Linked DNA regions of Homo sapiens: region 2 is linked to region 1. A link is a loop called in an ENCODE intact Hi-C map of the cell type or tissue named here. Cell type or tissue: GM12878. All regions are shown on one strand. Region 1 has its middle 48 kb from the start of LINC03125. Region 2 has its middle 12 kb from the start of THBD.

What was found. Hi-C counts contacts between places; a loop is a spot of excess contacts. Peaks named below come from ENCODE experiments on the same cell type or tissue, not always from the same donor. Only the 100,000 strongest peaks of a DNase experiment are listed, where the experiment ranks them.
Region 2: a loop joins it to region 1, with 2.9 times the contacts of the local background. A loop is called at or near these places in 19 of 110 quality-filtered maps.

The regions. Positions count from the first base shown.
Region 1 is chr20:23,193,586-23,198,585 of GRCh38, reverse strand. No RefSeq gene overlaps it. Among named protein-coding and RNA genes, the nearest start is that of LINC03125, 48 kb to the right of the region's middle. In GM12878, no CTCF peak of the experiment used is centred here; a DNase peak (open chromatin) is centred at 2,745.
Region 2 is chr20:23,059,196-23,064,195 of GRCh38, reverse strand. No RefSeq gene overlaps it. Among named protein-coding and RNA genes, the nearest start is that of THBD, 12 kb to the right of the region's middle. RefSeq lists a silencer at 1,670-1,964. In GM12878, a CTCF peak has its summit at 1,895; no DNase peak of the experiment used is centred here.

The sequences.
Region 1 (5,000 bases):
ATTTATATTCCCACCTGAAAACAAAACAAAACAAAACAAAACCAAAAAGCTAGACCAAATACATAAAATGACAGTTTCAAGACAAGGAGCATCAGGCAATGGAGGACAGGGAGCCCTGAGAGACAGGGAAGAAATGAGGCAACTCATATGATTGCCCCAGTTACTGCTTTGAGAGTTTCCAGGCAAGAGTAAGGACAGTCTGTTTAACAAATGGCACTGGAAAGGTGGGTTTTTGTTTACCTTAGCATTATGTGACACTTTATTTCTCTGTAAAAGCAAAAAGAATACATACAAGGAAGGAGAAGCCAGCTGGAGCCTGGCAGACTCTGAGTTGAAGACACAGAGTGGAGAGTCCAGGGAGAACCCACTGACTAGAACTGATAGGATGAGTACCAAAGAGGAGACACGTGCATGGAGACAGTGGGCAAGAGAGCTCTGAAGATATGCCGAGGGTCCCCCTCAAATATTCAGCAAATTGTTAATGGGTTCTGTTGAAGGCTGGGGAAAGAAGCATCTGAAAGATTTAGATTGAGCAATGCCCCAAGCTTACTCAGAGCTGTGAATAGTGCCTGTTCTTACCAAGATGGAAAAATCCCATAAAGTTAATTGGTATATATTTTTTGGAGAAATGTCTGCTCAAGTCCTTTGCTAATGTTTTAATCCGGTTGTTTTCGTTTTCATTTTTTTCAGTTGTGAAATCTGTAGAAATTCTGGCTATTAATCTCTTATTGGATATATGGATTTGCAAATATTTTCTTCCATTTTGTGGATTGCTTTTACTCTGTTGACAGTGTCCTTTGGTGCACAACATTTTTAAATTTTGAAGTATTCCAATTTATCGATTTTTTCTTTTGTCGTTTGTGCTTTTACTGCTATATCCATAAATCATTGCCAAATCCAATGATGTGAAGGTTTCCTCTATGTTTTCTTCTAAGAGTTTTATAGTTTTAGTAATTACATTTAGGTCTTTAATCCATTTTGAGTTAATTTTTGTATATAGTTAAGGTAGGGGTTCAACTTCGTTCTTTTACATGTGAATATTGTGTTTTTCCAGTGCCATTTGTTAAAAAGACTGTCCTTACCCTTGTTGAATGGTTTTGGTACCCTCATTCAAAATTATTTGACCATATATGTGAGAATTTAAACCTGAACTCTGTATTCTATCCCATTATTCTGTATGTCTGTCTTTATGTAAGTACAATGTTTTGATTACTGTAGTTTGTTTTTTCAACTTTTATTTTAGATTCAGGGGTACATGTACAGATTTTTTACCTGGTTCTATTGTGTGATGCTGAGGTTTGGGGTATGGTAAATGATCCCATCACCCAGGTACTGAGAATAGCACTCATAAGTTACTTTCTTAACCCGTACCCACCTCTCCCCTTTCTCTAGTAGTCCCCAGTGTCTATTGTTGCTGTCTTTATATCCATGAGGTCCTGATATTTACATCCCACTTATAAATGAAAACATGCAGTATTTGGTTTTCAGTGTCTGTGTTAATTTACTTAGGATAATGGCCTCCAGCTGCATCCATATTGCTGCAAAGGACATGATTTCATTCTTTTTACTGGCTGTGTAGTATTCTATGATGTATATGTACCATATTTTCTTTATCCAATCCACTGTTGATTGGAACCTAGGTTGATTCTATATCTTTGCTCTTGTGCATAGTGCTCCAATGAACAAGTGTGTGTGTGTGTGTGTGTGTGTGTGCGTGTGTCTCTTATTGGTGGAACAATTAGCTTTCTTTTGGGTATATACCCAGTAATGGGATTGCTGGGTCCAATGGCAGTTCTATTTTAAGTTCTTTGAGAAATCTCTAGACTGCTTTCCACAGTGGCTGAACTAATTGACATCCCCACCAACAGTGTATAGGTGCTCCCTTTTCTCTGTAGCCTCACCAGCATCTGATATTTTTTTTGACTTTTTTTTTTTTAGAAAGAGTTTTGCTCTGTTGCCCAGGCTGGCATGCAGTGGCACAATCTCAGCTTACTGCAGCCTCTGCCTCCCAGGTTCAAATGATTCTCGTGCCTCAGCCTCTCTGGTGGCTGAGAGATTACAGATGCCTGCCACCAGCCCTGGCTAATTTTTGTATTTTTAGTAGAGACAGGGTTTCACCATGTTGGCCAGGCTGCTCTTTAACTCCTGGCCTCAGGTGATCCACCCATCTTGGCATCTCAAAGTGTTGGGATTATAGGCGTGAGCCACCTTGCCCAGTGTTTTTTGACTTTTTAACAAAAGTCATTCTGACTGGTGTGAGATAGTATCTCATTATGGTTTGATTTCCATTTCTCTGATTATTAGTGACAATGACCATCTTTTTCATATGTTTATTGGCTGCTTATATGTCTTTGTTTAAAATTTGCCTGTTCATGTTTTTTGCCCACCTCTTAATGGGGTCTTTTTTTGCTTGTTCAATTGCTTAAATTCTTTATAGATTCTAGATACTAGACCTTTGTCAGATGCATAGTTTGTGAATATATCCTCCCACTGTGGAGGCTGTCTGTTGACAGTTTCTTTTGCTATGCAGAAGTTCTTTAGTTTAATTAGGTCCCACTTGTCATTTTTTGTTTTTGTTGCAATTGCTTTTGAGGACTTAGTCACAAATTCTTTCCCAAGGCCGATGTCCAAAATGGTGTTTCCTAGGTTTTCTTCTAGGATTCTTCTAGTTTGAGGTCTTACATGTACATCTTCTCTCCATCTTGAGTTGGTGACTGTATATGGTGAAAGGTAGAGGTCCTGATTACTGCAGTTTTGTAGTAAGTTTTGAAATCAAGAAGTGAAAGACTTTCAGTTTTGTTCCTCTTTTTAAAGATTGCTCTGGTTATTTGAGGTCCTTTGAGATTCATATAATTTTAGAATAGATTTTTGTACTTGTGCACAAAAAGTCACTAGGATCTTTACAGGGATTTTATTGAATTGGTAGATCATTTTGGGTAGTACTGACTTCTTAGCAATATTAAGTTTTCCAATTCATGAACACAGAACTTTTCTTTCATTTACTTATACTTTAAATATCTTTCAGCAATTTTTTTTTAGCTTTCAGTGTACAAATCTTTTACCTCCTTATGTTTGCTTCTAAGTATTTTATTCTTAGAATAAAATATTTATTCTGATGCTATTGTCAATGGGATTGTTTTCTTAATTTCCTTTTCAGATTATTCATTGTTAATGTATAGAAATGGAACTAATTTTTGCATGTTAATTTTGAATCCTGCAACTTTCTGAATTTTCTATCCTGCTGAATTCATTTTTTTATTTTTAACTTAAAAACATTTATAGCTGTTAACACATTAAAACAGAAGATCTGACATCAACAACCTAACTTTATTTGAAGGAACTGGAAACACTTCAAGGTACTAAAGTGTGAGTGTGTGTGTGTGTGTGTTTGTGTGTATGTATGTGATCTAAAGGATTTTCTACATAAAAGATCATGTCATCTGTGAGCAGAGATAATTTTACTTCTATTTTGCCATTTGGATGTCTTTTTATTTATTTTTCTTGATTCATTGCTCTGGCTCAGTCTTCCCATACAATGTTGAGAAAAAGTGGTGAAAATGGGCATCCTTTTCTTCTACCTGATCTTACAGGAAAATATTTCAGTCTTTCACCATTGAATATGATGTTAACTGTGGGTTTTTTATATATAACCTTTATTATGTTGAGCTAGTTTTCTATAACATGACTATAACAACAATCCCCACAATACCAATATAATAAGTATTATATTGCATATCATTTTTCCAATGTGCTTGCATAGGTCTCACAGGTATGGGAATCGAATATTTTTTAGGAGCTGCCTCTGCCTCTTTAAAAGACATTTCCCTGGTATTTTGAAAGTTCCTGGGTTCTGTCTATCCTCTAAATTGTGTGGGTCTAGAATACAATCTTGTCTTCAATGATGTTATTTGGAGCCTTAAATGAGATGAATTATGTAAAGTGCTTAAAAGAAAGCTGGATACAGCCTAAGCCTTTTATCCACTTAGATTTGAGTGTGTCTTTATTATTATTATCTCATTGATGGCAGTCTCCACAAACTCCACAGCCATGGCCCAGTGCTGGTGGGGCTCTCCCAGCTTCATGGAAGGCACCTCTCTCAGGTTCCAGCCTCCTCTTAGTGAAGATCCCAGTCATGCTTGATTGCATGGTCTGGAGGTCATGGACCTGGGCTTGCCTCCAAAGCCAGGCCCCAGGAAAAAGAGCCACAGGAATTGACCAGAAAACAGGAAAAACAAACCAAATCAAAGCATAAGACAACAGTACCTTCGGTCTGGCCTGAATGTTTACCCCCAATAGTCTTCTGGGTAAGAATGACTTTTGGAGAAAGCCACTTCTCCATTTTCTCCTAAGAGGACGTTAACATCTTCATTTTGGGAATGGGGGTGGAGACAGTTTCAAAGTCTTGGGTAATGAACTTGTAAATACACGTCTACATCTGATGACATCACCTGATGTGGCCCAGGAGATAAGTAGCTTAAGGGTTATGCAGGAAGGGGTTTGAAGGGATTCTACTGGCTCCTGCCAGAAGCTAGTGAATGACAAGTGTTCCTGGTGTAACGTTCACATTCTTCAGTGTTTATCACCCAGAAGCAGGGGTCCAGCAGCTGGTGCCAGTTGGCAATGAGATGTGCTGATTGTGTGGGCTACTCTGCCAACAGCCCAGGGAGGGACAAGATTTTAGTTTATCCCATAAGCGTTGCTTAATGTCTGAACATAAATGACACCAAATTAACACCACTGAGTACACCCAGCCCAGATCTTTGATGAGTGGAGGTTGGGAGTGGTAAGAGTTGCGTGAACAAATTGAAACTGAGTTTAGGAGCTAATTATCGCTGCATGAAGTCAGAGGTGTGTGAGCTGCCTACATATGCACGACGACTTCTCTGGACCGTCTTGGGATCTAGAGCCCTTCACACTCAGTCTACTGAGTGAGCTCAACAATCATAGAAATGCTTTTACAGTTCAGCCTGACCCCAGGCAGGGCTATGCCAAAGCCTATT
Region 2 (5,000 bases), 130 kb after region 1:
TTGCCCGCTTTATATGAACTACCAATTTTTGAGATGGAAACACCTTCATAGCAGAATGAAATGACCTGGAAGATGAAAGGTGGTGTTCCTTCCTTGGGAGCTGGGGAGTCTAGAGTGTGGAGGAATGTCAAACACATTGACTTACCAGAAGCTGCATGATACCGGAAGCCAAGAATCCAATAGGCCTGGTCTCAGCCAAGCCAACTCTGAGATCTGTGGTTCTATTGGGGAGTAAGGTGGAAGCGTTTTTCTCTTTAACTGAAAGAACAGAACCACATTTTTCTCTCTCCTTGTAATATGAAGCTTGTGGTCATTTCAGTCCTTACTTTGCCTTCTACAACTTCCTAAATACTCACTGTATTTTGCTTTTCCTTTCTCTTCTCTTCCTTCTTAACGCCCTCTCTTTCACTCACCATAATTCCACAACAGTGACAAGAAACATCCACAATGGACAGAAACAAGACAAAGAGGGCTTTTCCCACCATTGTCTCTTGCATTTGAATACAATGCTTCTTAGTGGTTGGGTTTTTTTCTTCTCTATATATATCTTTTTTGAAGTAGAGGAAGTTTTCATAAGCAAGTCCTGCATCTTCTAAGTTTTTTTCTTTATTAATGTTTGTAGGGCAGGGTTTGGAAAACTATGGCCTGCAGGCCCACTCTGGCCCACTGCCTGTTTCTGTATGGTGCGTGAGCTAAAAATGGCTTTTTTGCATTTTTTTAATGGTCAGAAAAAAATCAAAAGAAGAAAAATATTTCATGGCATGTAAAATTATGAAAATTTCAAAGTCTGTAAACAAAGTTTTATTGGACCACAGCCACATCCATTCGTTTATATATGGTCTGCGGCTGGTCTCCTGTTACAGCAGCACAGACCAAGTGGCCTGCAAAACCTAAAGCACTTATTATCTCTGTTTCTTTGCAGAAAACAGTATGAGGTTGACATACTCATAGCCCAACAGTATGAGGTTGGGCTATGAATTCTTAATACTTTTAGCATCTTGGATTCCTTCAGTCTTCCTCCTTTCCATCCTATTGCATGACTTTCAGCTTCATGATAACAATGTCCTCTGCACCTCCTGTCTGTGCAAAAATTTTACAAATTACATTTATCTTGGCTTGAAGGTGGAGTTCCACTATCCCATCAGGATAAGGTTTGTGATACTTGTGCCCATGCAGGTAGAAACTGTAGATTCAGGATCCAAGGAAGAGTTGGTAGAGCCAGGACCCAAGGTGGAAAGCCCAGGAGGAAGAGATGAGGGTAGTGAGGATGTGAGCAGAGCCTGGGAGGCCACTTCATTCATGCCTCACATACAATGAGCCAGTTGTTTCTCAAACCTGTGCATCAGAATGCCCTGGAGAGCTTGCTAAAACCCACAGGGCTGGGCCCAATCCCCAGAGTTTCTGATTCAGGAAGTTTGAATTAGGGCCCAGGAATCTGCCTTTCTGACAAGTTGGTAAGTGATATATGTGTTCACAGAGAGAAGATAAAAGCTGATGCTGACAATCTTGGCCACTCCTTTTTCATACTCCTAAGAGGATCATTGAAACTGTGGTGGAAGGTAGGGGAAGGCAGGTAGAATCCTGTGCAGGCTGGTCTCATTGAGGCCGTTGGGTTGCCCAGCGGAGTGTGTGTGCAGCAAATTCCCCAATACCCTTTTCCCCAAGACCTTGTCAACAGGCAGATTCTGATGCAGGAGGTCGGGGTGGGGTCAGAGGTTGTGCATTTCTAACAAGCTACCAGGTGCAGTGATGCTGCTGGTCTGGGACCACACACTGAGGGGCAAGGCTGCAGGGGACTGCCTTGGTTTGCATACCCTTCTTCTTCCTCTGCCTGTATCACAGCAGGAACATCCTGTTTTTAATGCCAGCTGCCCTTCAGTCCACCAGAGGCAGCAGTGCTCCAACGTTCTGGGGCCATGTCCACATCTTTATCATTGCTTCTGAGCCCCGGGGACTGACTCATTTAAATGACATTTTCAACTCTGGAAAAATGTTGGGCCAGAAATGGAAACAGCAGCAAACACTTTCTGGGAAACAGGAAGCCAAATATTTGGTTCTTGACAACTATTTTCCCCCCAGATTCAGAGCCTACTTATTTCCCAAATAAATAAAACTTTTAGATAGCAAGATAAAATATGAAAATGATGTTCACGCTCAAGACCACAGGATGAGAGCACAAAGAGTGCACACTAGGAGAAAACAGAGGGCTATAAAGTGTCTCTGGCATATTTCAAGTTCTGAATTTACTTATTATCAGCTGTTTGTGTTTATTCTGCTTGCAGTAGAACCAGCTGGAGTTTTAAATTTGCACCGTGGGTGATGCTGCCAAAATTATCCCTTGCAGCTGTTGGCTCCACGCTTCTTCAGTGGCCAGCTGGTTGTCAGAAACATAAACGTAACTACCAGTCCCAAGGAGGAAGCAGTCTGCCCTATTGTCTATGGAGAACAGACAATGCGTCCCACTGCCCTTCTTTCCTGCAGGGCCCTTTAAGGGACCCAGAAAGCTCCCTCTTGCCGTATGTCCCAAAAGTCCTTTCCAAAGGAAAATAAACCCCAGAGAGCCATTTTTTGGCAGTGCCTTGCTGGGATCTGGCTTCGGAATTATTCCCAATCTGAAAAGTCTTCTCGATGATTTGGACGTGGACTGAATGTTTCCCCATCCTTCCTTCTACTTTTGAGCACCCATGGTGGGTGGACCAGCTATGGGTGGAGGTAAGCGAGGTCTGAGGCACCCCCAGTGGGAAGCCACTCCCTTCCTCTTCTCCCAGAGCTAGATGGAGCCTCAGTCACTGCCAGGCCTGTGGGTAGAAGAGGGATTTCTGAATGATGGGATCAAATATTGGCCGCCCCTACTTCAGAGTAAAGCCCTCTCCAGCACCCTGCTCTCTGTGACATCTTCATTCCTGGAAGGCTGTTCTGCCCAAGCTGAAGATGTTCTCAGACAGTTTACCCAGAGCTGTCAAGCCATCCTGCAGGCTTGTTCTCAGCCACCAGAAGTCTAGAGTAGCTAGTCTGCAGTTTTCAGTCCTGATGGAGCTAGATATTGATGAAAATAAGAAGTCTGCCTGCACCAGCTTCTGCAAATCACCAAAAGATCTCTGTGCAAATTTGTCCAATACTGACTTGGTCAGATAACCAGGGTTTCAATATTCATTGCTCTCATCACTAAGTTTTGGGGAGGTTTGCTACTGGCAGTAGATAACCGATTTTGTGGGGCTCCACCAGGCTTGCTGCTTTCACACAACAAAGGCAGAGTTCAGTGGTTATGACAGAGGCTGAAAGGCCTGCAGCTGAAATGTTTACTCTCTTGCCCTTGACAGACACGGCACGTCAACCTTGCTCTAGGGCATCCACAGAATTCCTCCAGATATCTGGGTCTTAGCAGGCACTTTTGTTTATCTGTCCTTCCACAACTCAAACCAAGAAGCCAAAGATTTAGCATCTCAGTAGTTCACTGGTAATAACATGGGGTGAGTTGGGATGGGTCTCTATGACACAGCCCGGCTGAACCCATGTGATAAAGTCTATCCTCTTGTGAAATGTGTTTTTGGGGAAGCAATCACTGAACTCAGGGGGTGCAAAGACCCCAGCCTTCTCAAGATGACAGGAGCGGCTCTTTCAGGCAGCAGATTTTTATTAAATTCTTGAAAATTAGTGAGCTACAAGGGAGTCAGAATAGCTTCTGTTTTGCAAGAGACTGCAAAAATGCGATGTGTATTACCAGCCACATTACTTTGAACTGACTAATTTTCAATTATCAAAAAATAATTTTACCTTTTTTTAATGAAGGAGTGGAGCCTTTAACTTATAAAATAAATGCATGTAGAAAATATAAGAAAGAGAAGAAAGTAAAAATCATGCTGCTTCAACTCAGAGATAATGATGTTACCAGCAGCAAATCCATATGGGTCTGCAGCAACCTCCATTCTTGCCTCCTCAGAAGAAAGAATTCAGCTGAGAGGCAGAAGGAGAGACTAGCAAGCTTTCGAGCGGGATTGAAAGTTTATTACAAAGCTTTAGAGCAGGGAAGAAGGAAGGAAAGTACACTTGGAAGAGGGCCAAGTGGCCAACTTGAAATACAAGTGCGTGGTTTGACTTTTTCACTTGGGGTTTTATGTGTTGGCATACTTCTGGGGTCTTGCATCCTTTCTCCCCTGATTCTTCCCTTGGGATGGGCTGTCCACATGCTCAGTGGCCTACCAGCACAGTTTGTTTACTGGAGTTGTACACATGCTCACTTCAAGCATTCTTCCCTTGCCAGTCAAATGTCCCTAGAAGGTCATATACCAATTAAACTCTGTCATTTTGCATCTTAATGCACAAGCTTGAGCCCACTTACCCAGCTCCTGAGATCTTATCTGGAAGCTGCTGATCCCCAGTTTGAGGTTTCTTCTATTGATAGGGAGACTGCTTTCCCTGGCACTGGCTGCAACAAATTATTTTAGAAAGACAGTTAACAACTGCCTGACCATCATCTGATGGTTGTCTGACATTCCTGGTGGTGGAGGAGCCCTCTCCTGCCATGCTCAGGCCTGACTAGCTACCTACTGTAACAATTATATATATATATCTCCTATACCATAAGTAGTATTTCTTTCTATATTAGGTGTGTTTACTTCCATAGCTTTCCATCCACTGGATCTATCAGTTATAATTTGATAATAGGTATATTAAATATACTTACTGTGCTAACAAAATGTTCAGATCTCTAATTTTCACAAAAAATTAAAGGCAAGCACTAAATATTTGCAGTTATATTAGTGATAGATATTTTCATTGTTCAATTTCTCACATTTCATGCATTTAAAGAATATATTATAATATACTTCTGTAAAATAGCATTAAAATATATAGTTCCAATTATCTTATTTTCCTGCCTAAATAGGTTTTGTTCTCTGCACATGCTCACTTTTAAGCCTCTTGTCCTGCATACATTTAAGGCCTGAACTTATCCCACAGGAGATGTGTGCCAACAGCCGAAGCACAGTTGACGTTTCTCA